Linked DNA regions of Homo sapiens: regions 1, 2, 3, 4, 5 and 7 are each linked to region 6. Evidence: chromatin contacts called from ENCODE Hi-C or POLR2A ChIA-PET data. All regions are on one chromosome and are shown on one strand. Each heading gives the region's core, a stretch centred on a gene start or an enhancer-like site at or near the end of the contact. The rest is flanking DNA. Distances are from core to core; before and after follow the strand shown. Region 1 overlaps DOP1B (DOP1 leucine zipper like protein B). Region 2 holds the start of CBR1 (carbonyl reductase 1). Region 3 holds the start of CBR3-AS1 (CBR3 antisense RNA 1). Region 4 holds the start of LINC00114 (long intergenic non-protein coding RNA 114). Region 5 holds the start of ETS2 (ETS proto-oncogene 2, transcription factor). Region 6 holds the start of DYRK1A (dual specificity tyrosine phosphorylation regulated kinase 1A). Region 7 holds the start of BRWD1 (bromodomain and WD repeat domain containing 1).

Region 1 (3,770 bases), core at 367-2,866, 1.1 Mb before region 6:
GGGACTACAGGCGCCCACCACCACGCCCGACTAATTTTTGTATTTTTAGTAGAGATGGGGTTTTACCATATTGGCCAGGCTGGCCTCGAACTCCTTATCTTGTTATCCGCCCGCCTCGGCCTCCCAAAGTGCTGGGATTACAAGTGCGAGCCACCAAGCCTGGCCTGTAACACTCATTCCTTACACTGGGTTGTTACTAGAATGTCAGAACAGTCACAGTTTTATTTTTCTTTGTCTGATAAGAAACCCTAAACTGCATATTTGTGTAACATCTTTACAATCTTCTTTCCTTAGAACGCCTGACAGACAATCTCAGAGTTGGACAGACATCCATAGTTGCTGCTCAGATGTTTCTTTTTTTCAGAGTTTTGCTGCTAAGAATATCTCCTCAACATTTGACTTCATTGTGGCCAATAATGGTCTCTGAATTGGTGAGTACAAGTATTGTAAGTTTGAAAGCAAGGTTGGAGCTTTTTAAAATGCTTTTTCAGTAACATAACGTACTATTTCCTATGTATCCCATTTTATCTAAATGTTATTTTTAATCAGGTTGGTAGCACATGGTTAGCTCTTGGTTAAACAGAGAATATTTTACTCTATGATCATATTTGATCTCTCACCCTGTCAGTTATTCCAACTAACTTGTACCATTTGATAATACTTACTAGTTTTTTATATACATATAAATTTGGGCTGGGCGTGGTAGCTTATGCCTGTAATCCCAGCACTTCGGGAGGCTAAGGTGGATGGATCACTTGAGCCCAGGAGTTCGAGACTAGCCTGGGCAACATGGTGAAACTCCTTGTCTACAAAAAAATACAAAAATTAATTCGGCATGGCGGGAAGTTGCATCTGCAGAAGGTTGAGGCTGCAGTGAGCCATGATTGTACCACTGCACTCCAGACTGGGTGACAGAGTAAGACCCCGTCTTATTCATTCATTCATAAATTAATCGATTTTTAAAAATAAGTAAAAAAAAATATTTGGGTAGATTTAATCTGTCTCAGATAGTAACTTGAATGCATTTTTTTTTCAGATTCAGACATTCACACAGCTTGAAGAAGATCTAAAAGATGAAGATGAGTCATTGAGGTAAGCAGTACAAGATCTGTACACAAGAGGAAAAGATAGTCACGATTAAAGCACGTCACTTTAGATATAGAGTTGTCTAATGTTAAATGCTGTTATCTTGAAGTACTTGTGAAAGGACCAGCTATTCCAAAAATTTCTTAAAAAGAAAATTCTTCTGAGGGACAGGTCATAGGTGAATGGACTATAACAGATCTGAATGAATTTATAACAAGCGTTTCTTTGCAAATTTATAGAAGCACCAACAAAGTAAACAGAACGAAAGTTTCAGTCCCGGATGCAAATGGACCCTCAGTGGGGGAGATACCCCAGAGTGAACTCATCTTGTATTTATCAGCTTGCAAATTCTTGGACACAGCGCTTTCTTTTCCACCTGACAAGATGCCATTATTTCAAATGTAAGTCAGATAGGATCGTGTGTCCTTTTTGAAGTAAGAGATTTTGTTTTTTCCTTTTAAGCACTTTCACTTGTTTTTCATGTACAGTTTATGGGAAACCACCATCTGGGTTTCTAGTGACAGCTAAGCCAGCTCGGAATACCAAGTTTCAGATTACTTGCAACATCTGTGGCTCTGCAAATTTGGCTCACAGGAGTGTTTATGAATGTGTTTCTATGGTGTGTGTGTGTGTGTGTGTGTGTGTGTGTGTGTGTGTGTGTGTGTGTGTGGTTTTTGCTACTGAATGCTTATAAAACAGGGCTTACCCACTGGTGCTCCTCACTGCCTTTGTGTAGACCTTTTTGTCTGTGTTTAGTTAGATACAAATGCCTTTATTTGGAGCCTGCCATCTCCGATTCACTTTGCCCCATAGGCTTATGTTTCCTGCCGGCTTAGCACAGCTGCTCATTTGTTTAATTTCATGACCAGCCCCAGAGGCTATTTCTCTCTCTCCTACCCCCACAAAGAGAGTAATCATATAGAAATGTTTGTGGTTAAAGAGCGGGTTCTCTTAAATGCACATTGCTAAGTGAAAGAAGCCAGTCTGAAAAGGCTACACACTGTATGATTCCAACCATGTGACATTCTGGAAAAGGCAAAACCATGGAGACAGTAAAAAGATCAGTGGTCGCCAGGGGTTGGGGAGAGGGAGGCAGGGATGAATGGGTGAAGCACAGAGGATTTTTAGGGCAGTGAAATTATTGCATACAGAGCTATAATGGTAGATCCATGTCATTGTCCATTTCTCCAAATCCATACAATGTACACCACCAAGAGTGAACCCTGATGTAAACTCTGGACTTGGGAGGATAACAGTGAGTCAGTAGAGGCTCTTCAGTTTTAACAAATGTACCACTCTGGTGCAGGATGTTGATAATACGGCAGGCTTGTATGTATGTAGGATGGGATGTACGGGAACTACTTTCTACTCCATTTTGCTGTGAACCTAAAGCTGTTCTGCAAAAGAAAGTCTTTTAGTTTTTAAAAAGCAGGTTTGGGCCGGACGTGGTGTCTCATACGTGTAATACTAGCACTTTAGGAGGCTGAGGCGGGTGGATCACCTGAGGTTGGGAGTTCGAGACCAGCCTGGCCAACATGGCGAAACCCTGTCTCAACTAAAAACACAAAAATTAGGCCAGGTACCGTGGCTCACACCTGTAATCCCAGCACTTTGGGAGGCCAAGGTGGGTGGATCACTTGAGGCCAGGAGTTCAAGACCAGCCCGGCCAACATGGTGAAAAACCCTGTCTCTACTAAAAATACAAAAATTAGGCCAGGCGCGATGGCTCACACCTGTAATCCCAGCACTTTGGGAGGCCAAGGTGGTTGGATCACCTGAGTTTGGGATCAGCCTGACCAACATGGAGAAAATCCATCTCTACTAAAAATACAAAATTAGCTGGGCATGGTGGCGTATGCCTGTAATCCCAGCTACTTGGGAGGCTGAGGCAGGAGAATCGCTTGAACCTGGGAGGCAGAGGTTGCAGTGAGCCAAGATCATGCCATCTGCCATTGCACTCCAGCCTGGGCAACAAAAGCGAGACTCCATCTCAAAAAAAAAAAAAAATACAAAAATTAGCCAGATGTGGTGGTGGGCGCCTGTAATCCCAGCTACTTCGGAAGCTGAGGAAGGAGAATCACTTGAACCCGAGAGGCAGAGGTTGCAGTGAGCCGACATCGCACCACTGCACTCCAGCCTAGGCAACAGAGCGAGACTCCCCCTCAAAAAAAAAAGAGGCCGGGCACAGTGGCTCATGTCTGTAACCCCAGCACTTTGGGAGGCCGAGGCAGGCGGATCATGAGGTCAGGAGTTCAAGACCAGCCAGGCCAACATGGTGAAACCCTGTCTCTACTAAAAATGCAAAAATTAGCTGCCTGTATTGGTGGGCACCTGTAATCCCAGCTACTCAAGAGGCTGAGGCAGGAGAATCGCTTGAAACCGAAGGCGGAGGTTGCAGTGAACCGAGATCGCACCACTGCACTCCAGCCTGGGCGAAAGAGCGAAACTGCATCTCAAACCAAAAAAAAGTGGAGGCTAGGCGCAGTGGCTCATGCCTGTAATCCCAGCACTTTAGGAGGCTGAGGCAGGTGGATCACGAGGTCAGGAGTTCAAGACCAGCCTGGCCAAGATGGTGAAACCCCGTCTCTACTAAAAATACAAAAAAATTAGTCAGGCATGGTGGCAGGTGCCTGTAATCCCAGCTACTCGGGAGGCTGAGGCAGAGAATTGCTTGAACCTGGGAG
Region 2 (3,535 bases), core at 328-2,827, 1.3 Mb before region 6:
AAGTAGGAAGGAGGAACACTCACTTTGAAACCATGCAATTGTCCCATAGGACAGATGTTTATGGTCTCTTTTTTTTTCCTTTTTTTTTTTTTTGAGAGGGAGTCACTCTGTTGCCCAGGCTGGAGTGCAGTGGCATGATCTCGGCTCGCTGCAACCTCCGCCTCTGGGGTTCAAGCAAGCAATTCTCTGCTTCAGCCTCCCAAGTAGCTGGGATTACAGGCGCCTGCCACCACACCCAGCTAATTTTTGTATTTTTTTTTTTTTTTTTTTTTTTTAGTAGAGATGGGGTTTCACCATCTTGGCCAGGCTGGTCTTGAACTCCTGACCTCATGATCCACCCACCTCAGCCTCCCAAAGTGCTGAGATTACAGGCGTGAGCCACCGCGCCAGGCCTGGTCTCTTTTGAATAAACAAATTGACCCTCCCAGTCTAAAAACTTGAGAAATTTACATTTGTCTTATCTGAGTTCCTTTCTCAGGGAACTAGCCATCAGTCCTCCCAGATAGCACCAAGGAACTGAAACTTATCGGATCACCACATCTGGAAAATCAGACACCAGACCCCTCACCTGCAACAATTGCCTGATGCCTGTTGACCCACTCCTCTTCATCTCTCCCTAACTCCTGCTATTTTCCCACATGCAGTTACATTTCTTCCCTGCTATATCCTAATTTTAATCAGTTGAGAAGATGGATTTGAGACTGATCTCTCCCCCCTAGGCTGTAGCACCCAAATAATGCCTTCTTCCCTGACAATAATGGGGTCTCAGTGACTGGCTTTCTGTGCTGTGAACCACCAGACCTAGACCAAACTCCTGGCATTTCTCTAACAATTTCCCACCACTGAACTAAGTTATAAATTCTGAGGATGGATCCCTGTTTCTTCATTTTAAGATGGGGATTAAAAGGTACATCCTAGAGTGTTATTGTCCGTGTAAAATAGGGCTGTGAAACCCCCTACACCTATGCACAGATAAACTGATGGCCCTGCAAATGCCCAGAGAAGTAACCTTATAAAGATTTAGTGAATGTTTCCCACCATTATTGGAAAATCTGGCTAAGTCAGTAGCTTTGTTTTCATATACTTAGGGGGAAAATCAACAAAAACTTGATGCCCTGTTATTTCCTTCCAGTTTCTTCTGCAACTCTAGCTCCAAAGACTGCAGTTCCTGCAGTATTTTTTTTTTTAGAACACCAGGAAAAAAAGAAAAAAAAACCATGCAAATGTACTATTTCTTCAAACACAACTAGGAATGATTGAACAGCTGGGAGAATATGAAGAAAACCCCTCAGAGAACCAAGGGCAAGCAGTGAGTTCAGATCTAGGCACATGGCCACTAGGAATGGTTCTTCACTGCCACGTGGGCAGCCAACAGCCAGTAGCTAGAGACCAGCCTCGGTCTTCGGCCTGCGGGTTCTGCAAAGTCAGGCTAGCTGGCTCTCCGCCTGCTCCGCACCCCGGCGAGGTTCCGGTGGGGAGGGGTAGGGATGGTTCAGCCCCGCCCCGCTAGGGCGGGGCCTGCGCCTGCGCGCTCAGCGGCCGGGCGTGTAACCCACGGGTGCGCGCCCACGACCGCCAGACTCGAGCAGTCTCTGGAACACGCTGCGGGGCTCCCGGGCCTGAGCCAGGTCTGTTCTCCACGCAGGTGTTCCGCGCGCCCCGTTCAGCCATGTCGTCCGGCATCCATGTAGCGCTGGTGACTGGAGGCAACAAGGGCATCGGCTTGGCCATCGTGCGCGACCTGTGCCGGCTGTTCTCGGGGGACGTGGTGCTCACGGCGCGGGACGTGACGCGGGGCCAGGCGGCCGTACAGCAGCTGCAGGCGGAGGGCCTGAGCCCGCGCTTCCACCAGCTGGACATCGACGATCTGCAGAGCATCCGCGCCCTGCGCGACTTCCTGCGCAAGGAGTACGGGGGCCTGGACGTGCTGGTCAACAACGCGGGCATCGCCTTCAAGGGTATGGGGAGGGGACGTGGCCTCCCCGAAGAAGAACCGATGCACTGGGGCTCCTGGCGTCTGCGGGGTCCATAACGCCTCCCTAGGGAGGAGAGGGAGGAGCTAGGAGATGCAGGGAGTGCAGAAACCTTGGAGAAAGTGAGAGTTTTCCAGCCAAAGGGAACTTTGTGTTTCCCTGGCTGGGACTCTTGGGGATCTTTTTCAGGTTTTCTGCAGTTTTTCTGAATTGAGCTTTAAGGCAACTGGATGGATTTTGAACTGATTTTAAAATAAACGACAAATTGCAAAAAGAAAAAATGGTTATGCCAAGATCCAGTGTGTGCACCCTTCATCCTCCTTCCCCCAATGGTGCCATCTTACAAAAATACTAGAACATGATCAAACCAGGAGATTGACATTGGCACAATACTGTAACCAGATACAGACTTACTTTAGGCAGAGGGCACTAAGTTTTTTTTTTTTTTTTTTTTTTTTTTTAGTATCATTGTATAGAATTTTACCCCATGGGTACAATGTATTAACTATGTTCTCTTTCTCTCCTAAAAGTTGCTGATCCCACACCCTTTCATATTCAAGCTGAAGTGACGATGAAAACAAATTTCTTTGGTACCCGAGATGTGTGCACAGAATTACTCCCTCTAATAAAACCCCAAGGTGAGTCTGATGGGAAACAGCGCACCTTCTCTTTGGGGCTTGATTTGGCCCCTGCTTGCCTGGGATTTCTCCTGCAGGCTCCTGCTTCCTCTCCATGCTGCACGTGCACTGACCTCTGTGCTTTTTCTCCTGCCAGCTGATATGTGCCATTTTGCCTCAGGACTTTGTCCTCACTTCTCCCACTCCCATGGCCATTCGTCCTCCCTGTCGCACTGGTCTTTGCACACCTGGCTGACTCTCATCCTTCAGGTCTTAGCTCAAACGTCTCCTGAGAGATGCTCTTTATTTGCTCCATTCCCCTCTGCGTGGGAGTCCATCCTGTACCCTTTCTCTGCTCTTTCAGAGAGATCTTATTCAGGCTGGTGGAGGCTTTACTACCACCAGTTCATTAGGCCCTTCTAATACCTGTCACCTGTCTGAAACACTCCTTAAGCTCCCAACCACATGGTTGTCTTGCTGCCTTTCCATCTCTTCCTGATGCCTTTCCCCACAATCTAAGATATTTCCAGAGGATCCCTATCCTTTTCCCTAAGTCGTTTGGGACACAGACCCCACCACCCACCCACCAGGATCCTGCAGGTCACCATGCCCCACCCCTCATAATCATTTACTAGGTCCTAGGAGTTGTGCCCACTGAGTTCCTCCTGAATCCGTCTCATTGCAGCTCTACAGCAGGCCCTCACCTGTCCCTCTGGACAATTGCAAACCCTCACAAGGCACCTCTGGTCTTGAGTCTTTTCCTCTTTTCCTTTCCCAGCATCCTGCGTACTGTCTGCATGGTCATGCCTCTCCCAAAATCCTTCAGGAGGAAAGTCCAAGCCCTTAGCATGGTTCACAGAGATGTCCATAATCTGCCGCTGCTTAACTCTGGGCCCATTTTAACTCCCCTTCAACGTGCTGAAGGTGCTGGACATGACTATCACA
Region 3 (3,441 bases), core at 234-2,733, 1.2 Mb before region 6:
TAAATTGAGTTTTTTAAATTATGATTTACAAATGAATTTGTCAAAATTAAATTAAACCCCCCCACACGCACACACACCTGGAATCCTTTACAGATAGGTGGTATATGAATACAAGGCACAGATTGTATGTGCATGGTGGCTTTGGCACAAACAGACTACTTCTTTTTTCAATGTTAAGTGTAAAGCAGTTCTTTCATCTCTGTTCAGTGCAGTGTTGAGTGTGACTAGGATTTGAAGAACCTAAAAAAAAAAAAAACTCACCTGCTTGCCATCTTCTTGTTTTTTTTTTGTTGTTTTTTGGTTTTTGCTGGTTTTGTTTGCTGCTTTTGTAAAACCAGTTTATCATATTCTCATTAGGAAATCAATTTTCATGAAATTAATTTTTTTTCCTGCTAACTATGGCTCAATCTTTTCGTTTCTCTCTGCTTCTATCTTAAGACCATTCCTCAAATTGACCATGAGAGGATTTACATCTGGGGCACTTGGTATATGCCAAATGGAGACAAAATCAGAATCAGCAGCCTGGCTGGGCCACAGGTCCAGCATCCCAAGCTATTAAAATATTCTTAGTGTTTCCAGGGAAGTGATAGATCCACTTTGGAAGCTGATAATATACCCCTCCCCTAGAAACATGCATATACACAAAGTGTTCTAAACAACTTCCAGGTGCTCATGACCTCCCCCACCTCCCAAGCTCATTGACCACTGCCTCGCCTTCACGAACTCCAGACCTGGTCTGAACATTTCTAAAGGACGCTCGGGAGTTAAAAGGAGCGAGGCCACTGCAGAAATGACAGCCTTCATCCACAAGTGGCCCACTTCGGGTTGGCTGGAGCCACAGCTGGGTGGGGACAGGGCCTGTGCTCAGGTGAGCACTGCCTACCGCGCACCCTCCAGGTGCGTCCTACCCTGAAGCGGTCGGACTGGACCGTCTAGGTCCCAGCGCTCGAGAGGATGGCAGGCAGGGGCTGGTGATTGTCTGGAGATATGAATGCTTTCTAAGGTTGACGTCAAGGTCTCCTTCCTGAGCCACAGTCCACGTGATAAGCTCTGTCCAGGTAGAAATGATCTCACCTCTCCTGTCGCCCAGGGTCGGAAACCTGAGGCCCGTGCGGGCTGGGGCAACTTAGCAGGGGTCCCAAGCCCGCCGCGCCCCCTGCGCCCCAAACGTGTGTGGAGGGCTTGGACGTGGTCCAGAGGGAAAAGATGGGGTGAACCAGGTGCCGCGCACCCTTCGAGGAGCCCCCGCTTCTCCGTTTCTGTGAGTGACTCCAAAGCACCTCCGAGGGCCGACACACGCGCGGACGACCTTGGGCGGGCACTGACCAATGTCCCCTTCCACTCGGTTGTGTCGGGGGTCCCCAGGTGAGGCGCGAACGCCGCCCCGCTCACCTGTACGAGGCCTTTCCCGGAGCAGCCCGGCTACGAAGCGACACCCATGGCGGAGAAGCTAAGGAAGACTCCCGCTCCCTCACACCGCGGCTGAGGCGACTGAACCGCCCCAGTACGCCGGGGCCCTCCCCAAGCCCTGCTCCCAAGCCGAAGCCCCGCCCCCGCGTCTAAGGCCCACCTCCAGGCCCCGCCCCTGACCCCGACTCCGTGAGTCAAGCCTGGCCTTTCAGTCCAGCCCAGCCCGTCGAGGCCCCGCCCCTGTTGTTATGGCCCGCCTCCAGGCACCGCCCTTGATCCCACCTTCATGAGTCAGGCCCCGCCTTCCAGCCTAGCCCGGCCAGCCGAGGCCCCGCCCCTGTAGGGACAGCCCACTTCCAGGCCCCGCCCTTGATCCCGCCTCCTTCGGTCAGGCCCCGTCTTCTAGTTCCGCCCCGCCCGCGGAAACCCCGCCCCCGCGCGCCTATGGCCCACCTCCAGGTCCCGCCCCTGAGCCCGCCTCCAGGCGTCCAGCCCCGCCTTCCAGCCCCGCCCCAAGCGCCGAGGCCCGGCTTCCAGGCTCCGCCCCGACCCGCGCGGTGGGGAAGAGCCGCTGCCGCTGGTTCTCCGGCTCTTCCTCGGCGGTTCTGGCTCCCGGCCGCGCCGCAGCCCTGCCCAGTCTCTCTCCCCCAGCCCGGAGGGCTCCTCCGCGCCGCACGTGAGCGCGCCCGCCAACAGGGCCACTGCCGCGGTAAGTCGTGCCTGCGCCCTGTCCGGCGTCCAGTCCTCAGCCGCTGGGCGAAGCCGGAGGAGCCGGGCATCTCCTCCCCGCCGGCCCGCGGGTCCTTCTCCGGGTCCAGAGGGCTTGGGCGGCGCCGTGGGGCGGCCCGGGGTGCAGGTGGCTTACCGGCGCGCGGCCCGGGCCTGCGGCGCGCTCTGCTGCAGTGCGGGGGCGGAGAGCTCGGGGCCGGAGACCGGGAGGGCAGCGGGGAGACTGGGTGGGGTCCCCTAGGGTTACCCGACCCTGGCGCGGAGGATATGATGCCGGCCACGCCCTCGCCGAGCGGGGCGGCAGGTGCAGGTCCAGGGGTGGGTCGCGGCCCGCGCGCCCTCCCGGGGCCGGCCCACGAAGAGACGCTCAGCCTTTGTTTGCTGGTGCCCTGGCTGGGGAGGAGGCTGGGGACGCAGACCTGTGAGAACTAAGGGCTTTCCTCGTTGGGGAAGACCCCAGTCTTCCAGCCAGTCCCCAGGAGAAGGGATCCGGGCCGCAGTGCGCGCTCTGCCAGCCTGGCCCCTGCGCCCTGCAGGGTTCCCGGCTGCTCGCGGGGACTGTTACCCGCAGTGTTGCCTTACACTCGCGACTGCAGCCCCACAATTGGGAAGACTTTGCTAGGATTTTTTTGGTAAGGCGAGGGAAGACCGTCCCCCCGGCCCCACAAGTCTGCTGCCATTAGGTGGCTTAAATTTTTTCCAGTACAATTTAATTGCCACTTTGAAAGACCACATTCAAAACAGTGTGTCCCAGAGTTGATTAAGCCCATTGGTGATGAGTGTTTCTGTGCTGTGGACTAAGGATCATTATCAATTTTATTACTAATAGTACATATCTGTTATCTGTTGCTAAATGTTTTTGCTTATGTGGTAGGGTCACTGTCCTCATTTTCATCGAACTGAGAAATGTTCCTTCATATAGACATATTTACAGTGAACTTTTTTGGGATCTGGCAGTTGGTTTTTCTCTTGAACTTGTTTTTTTCTTTTTCTAAATTATTATTATTATTATTATTTTGAGACGAAGGTCTCATTATGTTGCCCAGTCTGGTCTCAAACTCCTGGGCTCAAGCAATCCTTCCACCTCGGCCTCTTAAAGTGCTGGGATTACAGGTATGAGCCACAGTGCCCAACCCTGAATTTGATTTTCTATGAAATTAAAAATGGGTAAAGAGAGAGATTTCTTGCTGACATTTTCGATTTTAAGGTATCTGAGCAGATACACTTCTTGTGTGATTACTTCTTTCTGTGTCTAGTTATTTATAGCCTGTATAACTGTCGGTTTTACTGAACTCTTCAATC
Region 4 (3,341 bases), core at 692-3,191, 1.4 Mb after region 6:
ACTTTGGTTAAATTTATCTGATAGGATTCTGAATTCCTTCTGTGTTATCTTGAATTGCTTTGAGTTTTCTCAACACAGCTATTTTGAATTCTCTGTCTCAAAGGTCACATATCTCTTTCTCCAGGATTGGTCACTGATGCCTTATTTAATTCATTTAGTGAGGTCATGTTTTCCTGGGTAGTGTTGATCTTGTAGATATTCTTTGGTGTCTGGGCCTTGAAGAGTTAGGTATTTATTGTATCTTCACTGTCTGGAGCCACAGACTTTGGAATCAGACACACCTGATTATACATCTCAGCTCCTCCATTATTCACTCTGTGACTCCAGACATGTTACACCACCTCTCTGAGCTTCTAATTCCCTGCATCCATAAAACTAGACAGTCATACTTAAATTATTGAATCATTGTAAGGTTTAAATTAATTAATGGAGACAAAACATCTTACTCATAATAAACACCAGTAGGTGTCAAAGGGAGAGAGTGTCTTTTTTATCTGAGCATTTGTACTGAAATGAGAACATTATGATAGCAGTGGATAGCAAAGTCAAAGTAACCATAATTTTTAAATATCCCCTAATGAACTGACCATGTAGAGAAATAGTTGACACTCAAACCCCCTTCACATCTACCATCAGCCTTAATGGTAGTCTATTGGGTCAATGTCTATGCCAGTCTTAGTAACAAATGAAAATTGAAAACACTGCAAATACAGTGCAAACTGATGACAACATGAAACTCCAAATCTTGCCTATGATATAAGGTTCCCTGAAGTTAAAGAAAGTGATGGAGGAACTACCATGATTGTTCAGTGTGCAGTGAAAGCTGATGTTACTGTAATAATCTAAAATTCATTAATAAAATCCCAAATTGGCTGGGTGCTATGGCTCATTCCTGTAATCCCAGCACTTTGGGAGGCTGAGGCAGGCAGATCACTTGAGGTCAGGAGTTCGAGACCAGCCTGGGCAACATGGAGAAGCCTGGTCTCTACTAAAAATACAAAAATTAGCCTGGTGTGGTGGCACACACCTGTATTCCCAGCTACTTGGGAGGCTAAGGCAGGAGAATCGCTTGAACCCAGGAAGCAGAGGTTGCAGTGAGCCAAGATCGTGCCACTGCACTCCAGCCTGGGCAACACAGTGAGACTCTGTCTCAAAATAATAATTATAATCCCAAATTACTTCTTTTCTTACTTTAAGTTTTATTTTTCAAGACAAAGTTTCAGCTGTCACACTGCCCTTGTTGGTTCTGTGAAATCATGTTCCCCATTTTAAGTAAATTCACTTTTCAGTAAAAATTACTCTTTGAAGACAGAGGTCTATGTATATACAAACTTACATGTGTCATTTCACAGAATAAGGAAGAAATGGTTTCACAAATTATATTGCATCAATGTGAACTCTCTTTGGGCACAAACACAGGATAAACATCTGTCAGATAGGATTAAAGTGCCTGTGTGCCACTGAGGAATGGGATGAAGAGAGAAGGAAGATAATAAGAAGAGAAGGCAAGAAGAAGAAGAAGAATCAAACAGACAGAAATGGAACTTCCCTCAAAGGTGGTGCAGACCTGCCTGGGGCCCCTGAGAGCAGGAAGGCTTTCCTCCTGAATCCAGCAGAGCTCTTCTCACCACGTGGCCAGAGTCTGCCTTCTGCATGAATGTCATTGCCTAAGTGACTTCGAGATGCAGATGGAGCGTGGTTTCACCCTCAGTCTCTCCTCCTCTGGTTCACGCCCATGTCTGATTCCTGGGCATCGCTTTGCCTCAGAAAGCCACCTCCAGTCTTTCCCACCCACTTCCAATTTGCCCTTGCCCCTTCCTCCAAGCCAAGGCAGTGGTTGTATAAACATAGCTGTATGTACAACACTCAGCTTTTACACTGGTCTCCATTGAATGAGTAATCGCATTACCAACCTTCTAAGCAAGTCGGCTCCCTCAGGACTGCCGTCTTCCAGCCCTCGTAGTACGAAAATGATTCATTAGTCCCTTCATCACAATAACATGAGTCACATGTTATGAAAAGCTAGGAGGATGTATTTTGTGTACACTGAAATCTAAGGTTTGCAAATTTCTGCAATTTAACTTTATTGAGGAGGGAGTGGGGTAGAAATGAATTCCACATTTTTTCTAAGTACGAAAACCCACATCAGGCAACATCTGCTTAAGTCAGTCTCCAAGGACTCAATGTAAACGGTTGTTGATATAAATAGATGTGTTTTTAAGCAAAGACAGATGTCCCAGCCCCAAATGTTAAGAAAACAATTAAGTTCAAAGACATGTTGGTTTTCATTTCTTTCCCAATAGGTGAATCTTCACTGGGCTATGACAATGAGGGGTGGAAGAGAGAACACTGTGTTTCCCTGTGGAAAGGTGTGTTGTGCCGTGGGTGGCAGGTGTGAGCTGCACACATGCAGGATGGCGTCCGCTTGCCTCCCTAGTGTTGCTCGAGAGGCCTGGGTCATGACGCCTTCCCTTACTCATGCATTCTCACGGCACTTGCTGATTTATTTGAAGACTCCCCTATTCAGAACTCCTCAGAATATTATTTCAGGGAATACTAAGTGGGAGGCATTAGGAAATAAGTCCCCGGAATTTGGGGGTCCATGGGAGAAGAAACTAGAAGCCAGCAGGACTCTGGAGCAAGAGTGGGCTATGGGACAATGGTCCTCAGTAGGAACGGGCCTGCATCTCGTTCTCCCAGAGCAAGGATCTGAAATCCAAAAGATGATCAACAAATCTGCATTTCGGCAGGAGGAACATTCCCAGTGAGCTTATCAGGAAAGCTAGCACCAGGCAGAAAGGGTCATTTCTACACAGAGAAATTCACATTGTTTGTGTCAGGCACTTTGCCAGAAAGCATTTTGACAAATTCCCTCGTTGAATGTGAGGGATGCAATGAAGAATTTAAAGTTTCGCAGGAATTAGTGACATAAGGCAAGTTCACATTTTGACCATACCACCCTTTACATGGTAGAAAATTCTACCCCATATGCCCAAAGCAGGTCTTCCCTTCCTTCTGAGAAGCCGAGGCAAAGACCTTCCTGGCCTTTGGGCCAAGCTTTCCCAGGAAGGGAAGGAAACTGTAGCTGCTTTGGAGGGTTCCTCGGACTAAATTGGGGGTGCCAATGCTAGAAGATAACACAGGCTGGCAGGCCACTCCCCGCCCCAGGCCCCAGCCAGAGCATCCCAGGCTCCATCCCAGGCCCCATCCTAGGCTCTGTGGTACAGGCAGGGGGAGGATGGCTAGTACCCTTCACCCCGAGGGCATGGCCGCCTTTCTGACATCACCTGGGAGGGGGCACCCCGGCTGGCCGAGGTTTAAGGTAGAAAAGCCTAGCTCCT
Region 5 (3,591 bases), core at 169-2,668, 1.4 Mb after region 6:
CTGGGCCTGAATATACACTGAGAAGCCATCAGAATCAATTCAGTCTCCAAGAAATAATCACTTCCCCTATACGTGATTGTTTCAGCCGTATAGATTCTGACTGTGACTCATGCCACGGTGATACCCGGAGACCTTCGGGGACCCAGAAACATTAAGGTGCACCGATATCTCAATTATCCGGATAACTCTAGACCTAGAGTCACCATGGAAACCTAGAACCCTGAGTCACAGAGAAGCTGGGCCATTCCTCTCCCTTCCCGGTGGTGCCGCAGTTCTTGAGATGTGAGCAGCTTTCAGCCCCGTGGCCTCGCCTAAGCTGGGGTTTCCTATTTCATCCACAACTTCAGGAATCTAAACTTTCCTGCAAAATATTGAGCATGTGACCTGAGTCCAAACAGCCATGGACTCAAGCACCTTCTGATAAAAACGGAAACCACAGTGTAGGGGGTGGTTTTGACCAGGGTTTCGGAGTCAGATAAACTCAGGTTTCCACCTTGAATTTCTCATCAATCTGACGTGGCAGGTTATTCATCCTAAGGTTCAGTTCCCACCTGTGTAAAGTGGGAGCCGCAAGTCCTCCGAGAGTGACGATGATGTGCGTGGAGTGCCCAGCCCAGATTGAAGCGCGGCCAAGGCGGGTCGCTATCTGGGCACCGCTCAGCTCCAGAGGGCGCCACTCCCGCGGAGCCTGCGGGATCGGGGCTTCCCGGGAGCAGCGCGATCAGCACCACGACTCGGGGACACAGCCAGGGCCCGGTTTCTACAGGAAGCGCCTCATTTGGAGCCTTTTTGTGATAGAATGATCATTAGTCCTAAGCCCATTCAGAGGTTCAAGAATGGGGTCGGCTCAATTTCAGGGCCTTATTACCCAAGCCCGGCTGCCCTTCGGTGCCACCAGCACCACTGCTCCGTCGCTGCGGAATTCCAAAGGCAGGTTTGGCGTTAGGGCCTTGGCCCCAGAGAGGACGCCGAGCGCTCCACGGAAAGTCTCCGCCCGGCTCCCAGGGCGCACACTCGCGCGCACGTGGGGCCGAGGCCCTGCTCCCGGGGCCTCAGGGCCAGCCGGCGAGGGACCCAGCCGAGTGACAGCAGGAGGCGGAGGGAAGGTTGGGCCGGAAGGTGTCAGCCCCGCCCCGCGCTCCCTCGCCGCCTCCGCCCTCCTCTTCTCTCCCCTCGTGCGTTCCCTCTCCTCTCCCTCCGCTCCCCCAACCCTCCTGCTGCCCCCTTCCCTCTCCTCCCGCTTCTCCCCATCCTGCCTACCTCCCTTCCCCTCCTCTTCTCTCTCCTCCCCTTCCCTCCCCTCTCTCTTCTCTCCTCCCTCGTTTCCTCCCCTCCCCTCCACTCGGCCGTCCCTCCTTCCTCCTCCCTCCTCCCTCCTCCTCCCGCTCCTGAAGAGCGCGCCGCGTGGGGGACGGCCCGGTTACTTCCTCCAGAGACTGACGAGTGCGGTGTCGCTCCAGCTCAGAGCTCCCGGAGCCGCCCGGCCAGCGTCCGGCCTCCCTGATCGTCTCTGGCCGGCGCCCTCGCCCTCGCCCGGCGCGCACCGAGCAGCCGCGGGCGCCGAGCAGCCACCGTCCCGACCAAGCGCCGGCCCTGCCCGCAGCGGCAGGGTAAGAGCTGGGCCCGCAGAGAGCGCCCGGCGCGCGGCTCCAGTCCCATGGAGGGTCACCCGGGGCCTGGGCGGGGGTCGCGGGGGGCACTGACACGCAGATCTCGGGGCGCTGCCGGGGGTGCAGGTGGGGGTGGCGGCTGCTGCGAGGACTCTAGGGGCGCGCGTCTGAGTTCCGCGCCGGCTCGTTTTCCGGTTATGGAGTGGCCTCCGGGGCTGGCGGGGTCGGCCGGGGGGTTCCTGCGTGCTAGGGCCGCTGTCTTCGGGGTCGCCTAGCGGCGGGCGCGGCCAGGGCGCGCTGGCTTGTTTCGCTCGCTTTTGTTTTTAAAAGGAAACGCAGGCCTGGTAGGGGGTCCTGCCCAGTGGATGTCCCGGCGAACATGATTTCGCGAACGGGAGTGGGGGCACAGGAGAGCGTGTCCGAGGTGGCCTGGCGCCCCGGCTTTGAGGGTGACTTCCTGGAGCGGCGCCGGGCCCGGAGGATCTGGGGCGCCCAAGACACCTGAAGGCTGCGGCACCGCGGGAACCTGCGGGGCGCGGGGTGCCATGGTCACCTGCTCGCCGCGTCCAGGGCCCGGGCTGGGGACCCCTCGGTCGTGCGAGGAGAGCGTGGGGAACCTGTCGGAAATGAGATCTGGTTGCGCTGGGCTGCCTTTATTTTCTCGTTCCTACAGCATTTGAATGAAGAGGTAACTGAGTGTTTGCTTGTGTGTGTTTGGGTTGCGTGTGTGTTATCCTATTTTATTTTTTACGGCAGGAGACCTTTTATGTTAGCCTGTACACAATTTCAGGGTAGCCTAAAACAGTAGTTGACGCGCTAGTTATTTAGAAAGTAAAGAAATGAGCAGTCCCCTTTGGAGACAGGAGTAATTTATTTTAATTCGCCAGTAAGAGATTATATTTGTTCCATACAATGGAAGCGCCTGTGCGTTATCTGCCTGCCCACACCACCACCAATCAGAGAGATAAATCTCCACGTTAAGCTTTATTAAAATTCTGAGTAGTAGCGCAGCACAGTAAATGTTAGCACCGACCATCCGCAGGGAAATGCTCAGATACTCATTTCTGGGATTAGTCATTCATCTCTCTAAACTGATCGCTTTCAAAGCGAAAAAAGCAAACTACCTTCAAATGTGTGTTACAAGGTTGTGTTGTTTCTTTTTTTTGTTTGTTTTCAAATTTATCTAAATAATCTTACATAAGTGATTACTTGTTCCAATAAGGGTACTGTTGTCAGGCAAATTCTCCTTGTTTTTAAATGTAACCATTCTCAGCTGTTACATTTCTGCTCTTTATCCTTTTTTTTTTTTTTTTTTGGTTTAAAAGCAGCGATCCATCAGCAACACCAAACTTGAAATTGATTTATGTGGAAAAACTTGGCTTGTCTGCCATCTAACAAGCCCTGTTGAGTAAAATAAGCAAGCTTAAATTTGATTAGTTGTGTGTCTGCCTGAAACCATTTAGTAGAGCACTTTAATTCTGCATGGTTTTTACAAAACTCATTAAAAGCTGGACAACAAAAGAATTCTATTCTGTAGCTAGTAATTACAGCTCTTTATGTGGGAGTGGTAGGCTGCCTTTTCTCCTGGTATTTGTACACAAAAGCTGGGGAGAGCTTTTCCACTGCCTTCCACATTCATTCTCTGTCCATCTCAGAGAAGCTGAAAAACAGAATCAAGTCAGCAAGCAGTCTGCAAGCCTAAGGAAGAAAAAGAGCTGACCCATCCGGCTCTGGATGGATAACTGGCAACACCCAAGATGTCTATGATTTTGGCCTTCTGTTTGAGGCTTGTTTATTTCTTTAATCAGCAGCTACCAGGACTTATTTCATGCAGAGAAATGACATAAAGCTCTAGAGGAAGGAGCATTTCACATTGGAAGGAGTAGTGAGAAGGGCCTGATCTGATAATATCAGGATGGGTGGGAAGGGTCCATTCCTCATCATTCATGTTCTCCCGGCACAGAGGACTGTGTGGAGGACT
Region 6 (3,738 bases), core at 419-2,918:
AGTCTGTGCTAATCTGAATGGTTACCTTAGTAATTACTTTTTGACTAATTTATTTTCGGTTTAGTCGGATTTCTTTCAAAGTCTGTGCTAATCTGAATGGTTACCTTAGTATATCAATGTCCTAGTAACTGTAGCAAGGACATTTTTGCTGGAAATCATTTAAAGCAGGTGTATTTGAGTCATGTAGCATAGACAGCGGCATTTACTGCGAGTTTTTTACATCTAATATTGTTTATAAGATTTTATCTGTTGTCACATTTGTGAAATTTATGAAAAAAATTGGTTACGAACACTATCACAAGGTGGCAAAATCAAGCTTAGAAATCAATTAGTGACTCTGCTGTAAAATAGTATATATATACACACACACTCTTTTTAGGTATACATTTATTAAATGCCATTAGAGTTGGTACAAAATACAATTTTTAGCTGGTGGCTCTCTACCGATTACAACGCAGCCAGCACAGCATACTTGGGTTTTCAAGCCTCGGGAGCTCACCCAGCAATACATAGCTAGGGAGAAGGGGTAGGGAGAATAAAAATCAGCGAAAGCCAGGATATTAATAAAGAGTTTTGATGGTTAAGGACAAGCAGGCGAATTAAGACTCTGGAAACCGAGAAGGTGTATAGAAAAGAAAACCAGAGAGCTGGACGACAAGGACACAGTAACAGCACAAGGGGATTCATCTAAAGGGCATTCCGATGGAGCAGGCAGGCTGCGCCCCGAAAGGTGGGGAGAGGTTGGAAGCAGATGGGCAGGCACAGGCGAGCGTGCACTGCCTGAAAAAGTTTTCATGATGGCTCCAGCCTAATTTCCCAACGCTGGTCTCGGGCGCCACAAAACCTGGGCGGCCCGACCGGAGCCAGGTGCCAGCCTCAGGGCCGCCGGGCCCGGCGCAGCGTCCGGAATTCCTGCGATGTCTGGGGCGCGGCGGTGGCTCCTCCCCGCCCCCACCACGGCCTCCGCCGGCATTTTCCGGCTAGGAGGCCCGCCAGCCCTTCGAAGAACCGGCTCCACGCGCGGACGGTCGCGGCCGCCGCGCTTCCCGGGGAGAGAGGCGAGCGCGGCGCCCGGACCGCGGTGAGAGCCCTCCAGGCCCGGGCGCGCGGGGTGGGCTTCCCGGGTCCCCGCCCGAAGGCCGCGGCGCCCCTCCTCCTCCCCCTCCCCCGCCCGGGGCAGCCCGCCCCTCCCCCCGGCGCGGGCGGGGCTGCGGGCGCCGACGCGGAAGCGCGGGGCGCTAGGGCTGCGGGGGCGGCGGCGCGGGAGGCCGCGCGCGCTCCCCGGGCCGCAGTCGGCGCGGGCGCGGGGCGGGGCGGGGCGGCCGGGAGGCGGCGGGCGATCGCGCACAGGCCTGGCCGCCGCCTCGCCCCCCCTTCCCCAGCCCCTACCCTCCCTCGGCCTAGCCGTCCCCCTCCTCTCCCCTCCCCCGGGCGAATCACGCGCCCTCCTCTGACACTCGTAGCGGACCCGAGCTCCGAATTTATCCTTCACGTGACCTGAGGGGGTTGGGTGGTTGGCTGGGGACAGAGGGGGAGACGGAAAGGAGGGAACGGAATCTGCCGTTACCTGAGCAACAGGCCCCGCCCGCCGGCTCGGGGCTGGGGGGCGGGAGGAGGACGTCAGCACGTCAGCCGGGGTTTTGCGTTTTGATTGACAGTTGCTATAGCGACCGGGTCGGTCCGTCGCCATTTTGTTGGTTGGTTTTTTTTTAAACCCTTTCGCTTCCCGCCCGAATAATAATAAAAAGCCCCATTGGAGTGAGGCGGGGGTGGCGGCGGCAACCGCGGCGGGGGTATCCGGGGAGACTGCTGCTGTCGCTGCTGCTGATCGCGGCCCAGGTCGGCCTCAGAGAGCGGACACCCCGAGCGGGGGGTGCGGGCGCCGCCGCCGCCGCTTCTGCTGCTGCTGTTCCTGCTGCTGCTGTTGGTGCCGCTGCCGCCGCCGGCGAGCAGGCGGGACCGGTGTGAGTGCGAGTGTGTGTGCGAGGGAGCGTGTGCGAGGGCGATTGTGCGCGCGAGTGTGCGGGTGTGTGCGAGTGTCTGTCTGTCTGTGCGGGGACTCGGGGGCGGGCGGTTCGGGCTCTCCTGGCGGAGGAGCCGCCGCCGCCGCCCGGGCCCCGGCGCTTCTCGCTGCGCAGGTTCGGAGCGCGCGCCATTTTGTGAGATTTACAAAATCCTCCTCGGGAAGAAGCCGCCGGCAGCAGCCGCCGCTCGGCGCCCGGCCTCGCCGACGCCGCCCTCTGCGCCGGGCCGGCCGTGCGGCCCCGCCGCCTGGAATCGGGGCCCGGGGACTGCGGTATTTGCCGGGGAGGGGGCTGTCGCCTCCCCGGCCCCGGGCGCCGCTGGAACCGCGAGCCGAGGAGAGACTGAGCAGGCTGCGGCGCGGCCAGGAGCCGGAGCGCCGGGGGCGGAGAGAGGCTGCCGGGGCGGCGCTGGCTGCGGAGGCCGCGGCGGGAGCGCGGCGCGGGAGCCCGAGGCTGAGACTCACCGGAGGAAGCGGCGCGAGCGCCCCGCCATCGTCCCGGTGAGTGTCCGGCCCGGCCGCGGCCCCGCCCGGCCTGGCGCTCGGCTCCCCCGGCGGCCCGCAGCCGGGCCGGAGCCGAGGCCGGCCGGGCGGAGGGAGGGACCTGCCATTTTAGGAGGAGGCGCCGCGGGCCCAGGGCCGGCCGCCGGGGGAGGGAGCCTCAGGCCGGGTCCCGGAGGAGCGGCGGGCGCGAGCGGAGGGAAAGTTGCGGAGGGTGGGAGCGGGGGCCGCGGCCTCCCGGGAGCCGGGGCCTGGGGGGCCGTAGACAGCGCCAGACCTTCACTGGCCGCCCGAGCGAAGGGGTGGAGGTTGTCTTCCTCCTCCTCCTCCTCCTCTTCCTCCTCATCCTCTTCCCCCAGCTCCTCCCTCGTCCCTCCTCTCGGTCCCCACCAGTGTGGGAACCGCCGGGGTGATTCGCAAGGACAATGCACGGGTTAAGAAAATGGGGCCGGCTGCCGGGTGGGCGAGGACGGCGGGGCCGGGCCGGGCCGGGCGCCGGCGAAGGTCGGGAGCCGCTGCCTCGGCGGCCCTGGGGGTCCGCGCTGGAGCGAGGGGCACTCACTGGCCTCCGAAGTTGGGCGGGGAGCGCGAGTGTCCCCGGCGGCTCGGGGTGGAGGGATGACCTGCCCGGCAGCCGGGGGAGTTGGTGGCTGAGGAGAGGTGAATTAGAATAGATACCTGTGTATCGCCACAAAACTTCACCAGTCTATTTATAGGCACAAACCCACTCTCGCTTCGGAGCCACCAAAGCTGCTGAGTAGCTCAGTACTTGGCGAAAGGCTCCTCCCTAATCTGAAATAGTTAAAAATGGTAAAATTAGTGAGTCAGTGACTCTGGTTACTTGCCTGTGCCTTTCGCCCAACCCTAGGTGACACGAATCCCATAATCTGGGCACAGCGCAGGAATGCTAGCACCATTTGGTTCTTGAATTCCGCCCAAATTGTCAGAAAATACGCCTTAGAACGTTGTTTTCACAAGTGCCAGGCTCTGTTTTTAGGGTTTTCAGTGGATCGACCAGCTTGCCCAGCCGGTAGGAACTGTTCCCATTTTATAGATGAGGAGAGTGAGTCTGGAGAGGGGCACTGACTGGTCTAAGGTCATACAGCTGGGACTCCAGGAGCCAGAAGGCTGTAGCCAGTCTGGAGTTGTGAATCATTAGGGTGTAACTCATTATTAGAAATACTGGCAAATTTTGGAGTGATTCGTGTTTAATG
Region 7 (3,682 bases), core at 320-2,819, 1.9 Mb after region 6:
AAATGTCTCCAGTAAAAACAAACGAATCCCTGCAACTGCTGTAACTATAGATAAAAGCAAGTTATATAGAAACATTAACCAAGTTCACAAAAGAAATGAGACTGTAATGCAAGATTAACCGAGCTCAAAAGAAAAGTGCCTATTTAAAGCACTTTATTGTGTTATCTACAAGATCAGTGTGAAACTCATCAATCAACTACTGCGTTCAACAAATATTGTACAGTAGAAAGGAGCACAAGCACTACAGTGGCATATTCATACAGCTGCAAGATTTTTATGACGCTGCTGACAAAACAAAAAATAAAAAGCTCAACACAAGAACATTTCTCCACCTTCAGAGACCAATGATTCTATTCCTAGGGAACAAGTGGGGGGACAGACCCGGGCGGGGCAAGAGCAGCGAGGCCAATCAGAGCGCGAGTTACAAGCGCGGTGGAGCGGGGAAGCGAATGAAACCGCCCAGTTGAATGGCTGGCTGCGCACGCCACACCCCCGCAGAGGCGGCCGCACCTGGAGCCCCACCCCTGCCGCAGGACCTCCGCGAGTCGCCCCCACCGCTCCGCCCCGCGCCGCCCCCAATGACTGTTTCCTGCCAAAACAAACCTGGCCGCCTCAAAAACAAAACAAAATCTTCAGCCGGGAACGCAGCTATCCCCGGGCCGCCCCCCAGTGCGGGTCACACTTTGCACCCCACGGGCCGGGGTCCCCGCGAGGGGAAGGGGCGGGGGCGGGGGGCGGTGCACGGAAAACCCGGGGAGCAAACGTGCCCAATGCTCACCAACTCCTCGTAGCTCCTGTTGTGCTCGTTGCCCTCCCAGTCCAATCTCTTCGGCAACAACTGGAAAGACACGAAACGCACACGAGTGACCACCCCTCCGGCGCGGGGGGGGCGGGGGGCGGGGGGCCGGGGGCGGGCGGCGGGCGGCGGGCGGGGGGCGCGGGCGAGCATCCCTCAGGGCAAGGTCGGCAGGAGGAACCCGAGGGAGCGCGGGGACGGGCGCGCACAGACCTGGTACTGCTCCAGCTCCTGCACCAGCACCTGCGGCCGAGAGACGCGCGGTCAGGGGTGGGGTCGGGCCCGGGGCGCTCCCGTTTCACCCCCGCCCACCACCCGCGACCCCCGGCGGCGGGGACACTGGGGACGCCAAGTCCGCAGCCGCCCGCGGGCCCGCACTCACCTGGGCCGCTCTCCGACACGGGCCCGCCGATAGGTACCGGGCGATAAGGAAGTACAGCTCTGCGGGAAGACAAGGAGTCAGGTCAAGCCCCGGCGGGGAGGGGAGGGGGACGGGGCCAGGGGAGCCGGGGGAGCCCGGGGAGCCGGGGAAGCCGAAGCAGCCGGGAGCGCCAGGGCGGGGGTGGCACGGCCTCGCGTCTTACCCGACTCGATGAGAGGCACCGGGCGTCGGGCGGACGACGGCTCCGCCATGGCCGGGCGCGGGGCGGGAGGCGGGAGCGAGCGAGCGAGCGGAGCGTGTAGGCCGCGCCGAGGCCTGACCGGGCTGGCGTCCCCTCTTCTCAGGCGCGCGCCGCCGCCGCCGCCGCCGCCGCCATACCGTGCGCGCCGCCTGGACCGACGCCTCCGCGGGGGAGGAAGTAGTTCCTCCGCGGGAGACGAAAAGTAGTCCCTCCGCGGGGGGCGGGGGTTTGCGCCAAGAGAGGACCGGAGCTCGTGTCCCGCCCGGGGAGGCGAACCTCGCTCAGCTCTCTGCCTCCGGGGACTCGATGAGGAGAAAGTGACGCGGAGGCAAAGACCTGGGCGCCGCAGCAGCGAGTGGGGGAGGGGAGGGCGCGTGGTCCGAATCCCTGCGCGCAATGAGGCGGCTGCCCGGGCTTTGTGAGGCGGCAGCGCGACGCCGGGTGGCCCAGCAGCGGGCGGGTGCCGGGGGCGGAAGCGCGGCCACAAGAGGGGGCGATTCACCGCCGCCCCCCGTGGGACCTGGGTCCTCTACGCGGGACCGCAGGGGCCCCGAGTCGCGGGTTGGGCAAGGTCGCCCGCTCCGGGTCGCTCGGAAGGGTCATTTCACGGACCGGTCGTCTGGGGCCAGTGCGTCTTGCCCCGCACGGAAGACCCCTCGCTTCGAGGACAGGAAAGCTTTTAAAGTGAGGATTGGCTCGCCGCGCCTCCCGCAGAGGGGAACGCCGCCCGGACCCGCGCTCCTGGGGCGGGGGCCTCGTATGCTGGCGTTGCCGGAGCGTCTGCGGCGCTGAAGGCTGCCGAGACCCAGCCACATCCCCCACAAGCCAGCAGCCCGGCAGAAAATTACATAAAATGCAGCGCTTCGCCGAGGGGGTGCGAGTCGGGGGAGCAGCGCGCAGCTGCGGCTGACGGCTCGGCTGGATCCATCCAAGCATGGACAGGAAAACGGGACTGTGGGGAGAGGGTGGTGCAGACGGGCCGCAGACCCTCCTTAGGAAGAGAAGCCGGAAACTAGGGAGTCATGTGCAGTTAGAATCCTCTTGGAAGACTAGTAGGATGTGAGGTTGGAGAGGTGGACGACGACCAGAAAATTCCCTTGTCTTGCCAGGCTTCTGACCTAACTATGAGTTTCCTCCGCGCATCCAGCCTGCCCTGCTCTGGCCCCTAAAGTACAGCAGTAACACTCAGTGGTGTCCCTGCCTTCCTGGAATGCGCGTTAACAATTCTGATTCTTACTCATGGCAATAACCTACACACCACATAGACGTTAAATGTGGTTCGGGTCAGACTCTAGGGCAGGACTCACTGCCTGCACCTTGTCTTGGCTCCACCAGCTTGACCTTGAGCAAGTCACAACCTGTGGGTCTCAGTGTTCCTTACTAGTAAACCGTAGGTAATTCCTCACTAGTAAACAGATAATATTTGTGCCTGTCTCAAAGTTGTGAGGATTTAATGAATTTGTGTTCCTGGTATACAGTAAGCACCGTGTACAAGTTGGCTTTTATTTACACCAAATAGCAAAAGCTTTTATTTATTTTGAGACAGGGTCTTGCTCTCAGGCTGGAGTGCAGTGGCGCGATCTCACCTCACTGCAACCTCTGCCTCCCGGGTTCCAGCGATTCTTGTGCCTCAGCCTCCCGAGTAGCTGGAATTGCAGGCAAGCGCCACCACGTCCGGCTAATTTTTATATTTTTATATTTTTAGTAGGGACGGGTTTCACCATGTTGGCCAGGCTGGTCTCGAACTCCTGGCCTCAGGTGATCCACCCGCCTTGGCCTCCCGAAGTGCTGGGGATTACATGCATGAGCCACTGCGCCTGGCCAAAAGCTTTTATATATATTTATAAATGGACATAGATATCTGTGAGGCTGTCGGGTATGGTGGCTCACGCCTGTAGTCCCAAGCACTTTGGGAGGCCGAGGCAGGCGGATCACGAGGTCAGGAAATCAAGACCATCCTGGCCAACATAGTGAAACCCCCGTCTCTACTAAAAATAAAAAAATTAGCCAGGTGTGGCAGTGCGCGCCTCTAGTCCCAGCTACTTGAGAGGCTGAGGCAGGAGAATCGCTTGAACCCCGGAGGCGGAGGCTGCAGTGAACCGAGATCGCGCCACTGCACTCCAGCCTGGGCGACAAGGCGAGACTCCGTCTCCAAAAAAAAAAAGCTATTTGTGAGGTAACAATCTAAATATGTTTGAGCTAGTGCAACAGTAAGTTAACTCCTTACATCTGTTAATTCAGCAAGCACTAACAAGTGATGGAG

The links. Hi-C counts contacts between places; a loop is a spot of excess contacts on that map. ChIA-PET counts read pairs that join two places held with the same protein, here RNA polymerase II (POLR2A). Pooled maps may share reads with other maps.
Region 1: a loop to region 6 is called in a map of naive thymus-derived CD4-positive, alpha-beta T cell, with 5 times the contacts of the local background. The contact joins the enhancer-like site here to the promoter of DYRK1A in region 6. A Hi-C loop is called at or near these places in 2 of 168 maps with a recorded cell type or tissue (B cell and naive thymus-derived CD4-positive, alpha-beta T cell) and 6 of 50 pooled maps. POLR2A ChIA-PET finds 5 or more read pairs at or near these places in 1 of 52 experiments (GM10248).
Region 2: a loop to region 6 is called in a map of B cell, with 7 times the contacts of the local background. The contact joins the promoter of CBR1 here to the promoter of DYRK1A in region 6. A Hi-C loop is called at or near these places in 4 of 168 maps with a recorded cell type or tissue (B cell, CD4-positive, alpha-beta T cell and CD8-positive, alpha-beta T cell), 1 of 37 single-sample maps with no recorded cell type and 11 of 50 pooled maps.
Region 3: a loop to region 6 is called in a map of B cell, with 20 times the contacts of the local background. The contact joins the promoter of CBR3-AS1 here to the promoter of DYRK1A in region 6. A Hi-C loop is called at or near these places in 4 of 168 maps with a recorded cell type or tissue (B cell, CD4-positive, alpha-beta memory T cell and naive thymus-derived CD4-positive, alpha-beta T cell), 1 of 37 single-sample maps with no recorded cell type and 14 of 50 pooled maps. POLR2A ChIA-PET finds 5 or more read pairs at or near these places in 1 of 52 experiments (T-cell).
Region 4: POLR2A ChIA-PET joins it to region 6 with 35 read pairs in activated CD4-positive, alpha-beta T cell. The contact joins the promoter of LINC00114 here to the promoter of DYRK1A in region 6. A Hi-C loop is called at or near these places in 1 of 37 single-sample maps with no recorded cell type and 9 of 50 pooled maps. POLR2A ChIA-PET finds 5 or more read pairs at or near these places in 2 of 52 experiments (activated CD4-positive, alpha-beta T cell and activated naive CD4-positive, alpha-beta T cell).
Region 5: a loop to region 6 is called in a pooled map, with 7 times the contacts of the local background. The contact joins the promoter of ETS2 here to the promoter of DYRK1A in region 6. A Hi-C loop is called at or near these places in 7 of 50 pooled maps. POLR2A ChIA-PET finds 5 or more read pairs at or near these places in 2 of 52 experiments (PC-3 and PC-9).
Region 7: a map of CD4-positive, alpha-beta T cell shows a loop between it and region 6 (4-fold over the local background). The contact joins the promoter of BRWD1 here to the promoter of DYRK1A in region 6. A Hi-C loop is called at or near these places in 2 of 168 maps with a recorded cell type or tissue (CD4-positive, alpha-beta T cell and CD4-positive, alpha-beta memory T cell) and 12 of 50 pooled maps. POLR2A ChIA-PET finds 5 or more read pairs at or near these places in 1 of 52 experiments (BJ).

The regions. Positions count from the first base shown.
Region 1 is chr21:36,287,720-36,291,489 of GRCh38, forward strand. It overlaps DOP1B (DOP1 leucine zipper like protein B), which reads left to right. Exons shown (of 37, transcript NM_001320714.2): 33 at 295-431; 34 at 1,037-1,092; 35 at 1,326-1,487. Among named protein-coding and RNA genes, the nearest start is that of MORC3, 31 kb to the right of the region's middle. RefSeq lists a silencer at 2,074-2,123. Within about 2 kb of position 1,617, at least 8 of the 41 ENCODE cell types and tissues checked have a DNase peak (open chromatin) inside an H3K27ac peak, as active enhancers do; they include B cell, where a contact is called at or near this core.
Region 2 is chr21:36,068,447-36,071,981 of GRCh38, forward strand. CBR1 (carbonyl reductase 1) reads left to right here and starts at 1,578. Exons shown (of 3, transcript NM_001757.4): 1 at 1,578-1,958; 2 at 2,504-2,611. The coding sequence starts at 1,670. CBR1-AS1 (CBR1 antisense RNA 1) reads right to left here. Exons shown (of 4, transcript NR_040084.1): 4 at 1,196-2,039. RefSeq lists an enhancer at 1,634-1,883.
Region 3 is chr21:36,154,825-36,158,265 of GRCh38, forward strand. It overlaps CBR3-AS1 (CBR3 antisense RNA 1), which reads right to left and starts at 1,484. Exons shown (of 3, transcript NR_038893.1): 1 at 1,393-1,484. It overlaps DOP1B (DOP1 leucine zipper like protein B), which reads left to right and starts at 2,000. Exons shown (of 37, transcript NM_001320714.2): 1 at 2,000-2,119. RefSeq lists enhancers at 526-1,193, 1,194-1,860, 1,245-1,294, 1,375-1,434 and silencers at 1,615-2,164, 2,195-2,494.
Region 4 is chr21:38,771,536-38,774,876 of GRCh38, forward strand. It overlaps LINC00114 (long intergenic non-protein coding RNA 114), which reads right to left and starts at 1,942. Exons shown (of 7, transcript NR_027065.2): 1 at 1,914-1,942.
Region 5 is chr21:38,804,511-38,808,101 of GRCh38, forward strand. It overlaps ETS2 (ETS proto-oncogene 2, transcription factor), which reads left to right and starts at 1,419. Exons shown (of 10, transcript NM_005239.6): 1 at 1,419-1,610. RefSeq lists enhancers at 218-718, 252-391, 572-631, 642-801 and silencers at 912-1,241, 1,262-1,331, 1,522-1,811, 1,922-2,021, 2,042-2,141.
Region 6 is chr21:37,365,105-37,368,842 of GRCh38, forward strand. It overlaps DYRK1A (dual specificity tyrosine phosphorylation regulated kinase 1A), which reads left to right and starts at 1,669. Exons shown (of 12, transcript NM_001347721.2): 1 at 1,669-2,524. RefSeq lists enhancers at 205-1,130, 662-741, 2,055-2,979 and silencers at 882-1,061, 1,092-1,401, 1,982-2,131, 2,322-2,401, 2,642-2,781 and 1 more.
Region 7 is chr21:39,312,063-39,315,744 of GRCh38, forward strand. It overlaps BRWD1 (bromodomain and WD repeat domain containing 1), which reads right to left and starts at 1,570. Exons shown (of 41, transcript NM_033656.4): 1 at 1,381-1,570; 2 at 1,179-1,237; 3 at 1,010-1,039; 4 at 779-838. The coding sequence starts at 1,429. BRWD1-AS2 (BRWD1 antisense RNA 2) reads left to right here and starts at 1,845. Exons shown (of 1, transcript NR_111942.1): 1 at 1,845-2,853. BRWD1-AS1 (BRWD1 antisense RNA 1) reads left to right here and starts at 3,645. Exons shown (of 3, transcript NR_046655.1): 1 at 3,645-3,682. RefSeq lists silencers at 344-743, 764-843, 1,034-1,283, 1,394-1,453, 1,524-1,633 and 1 more and enhancers at 2,363-3,058, 3,059-3,682.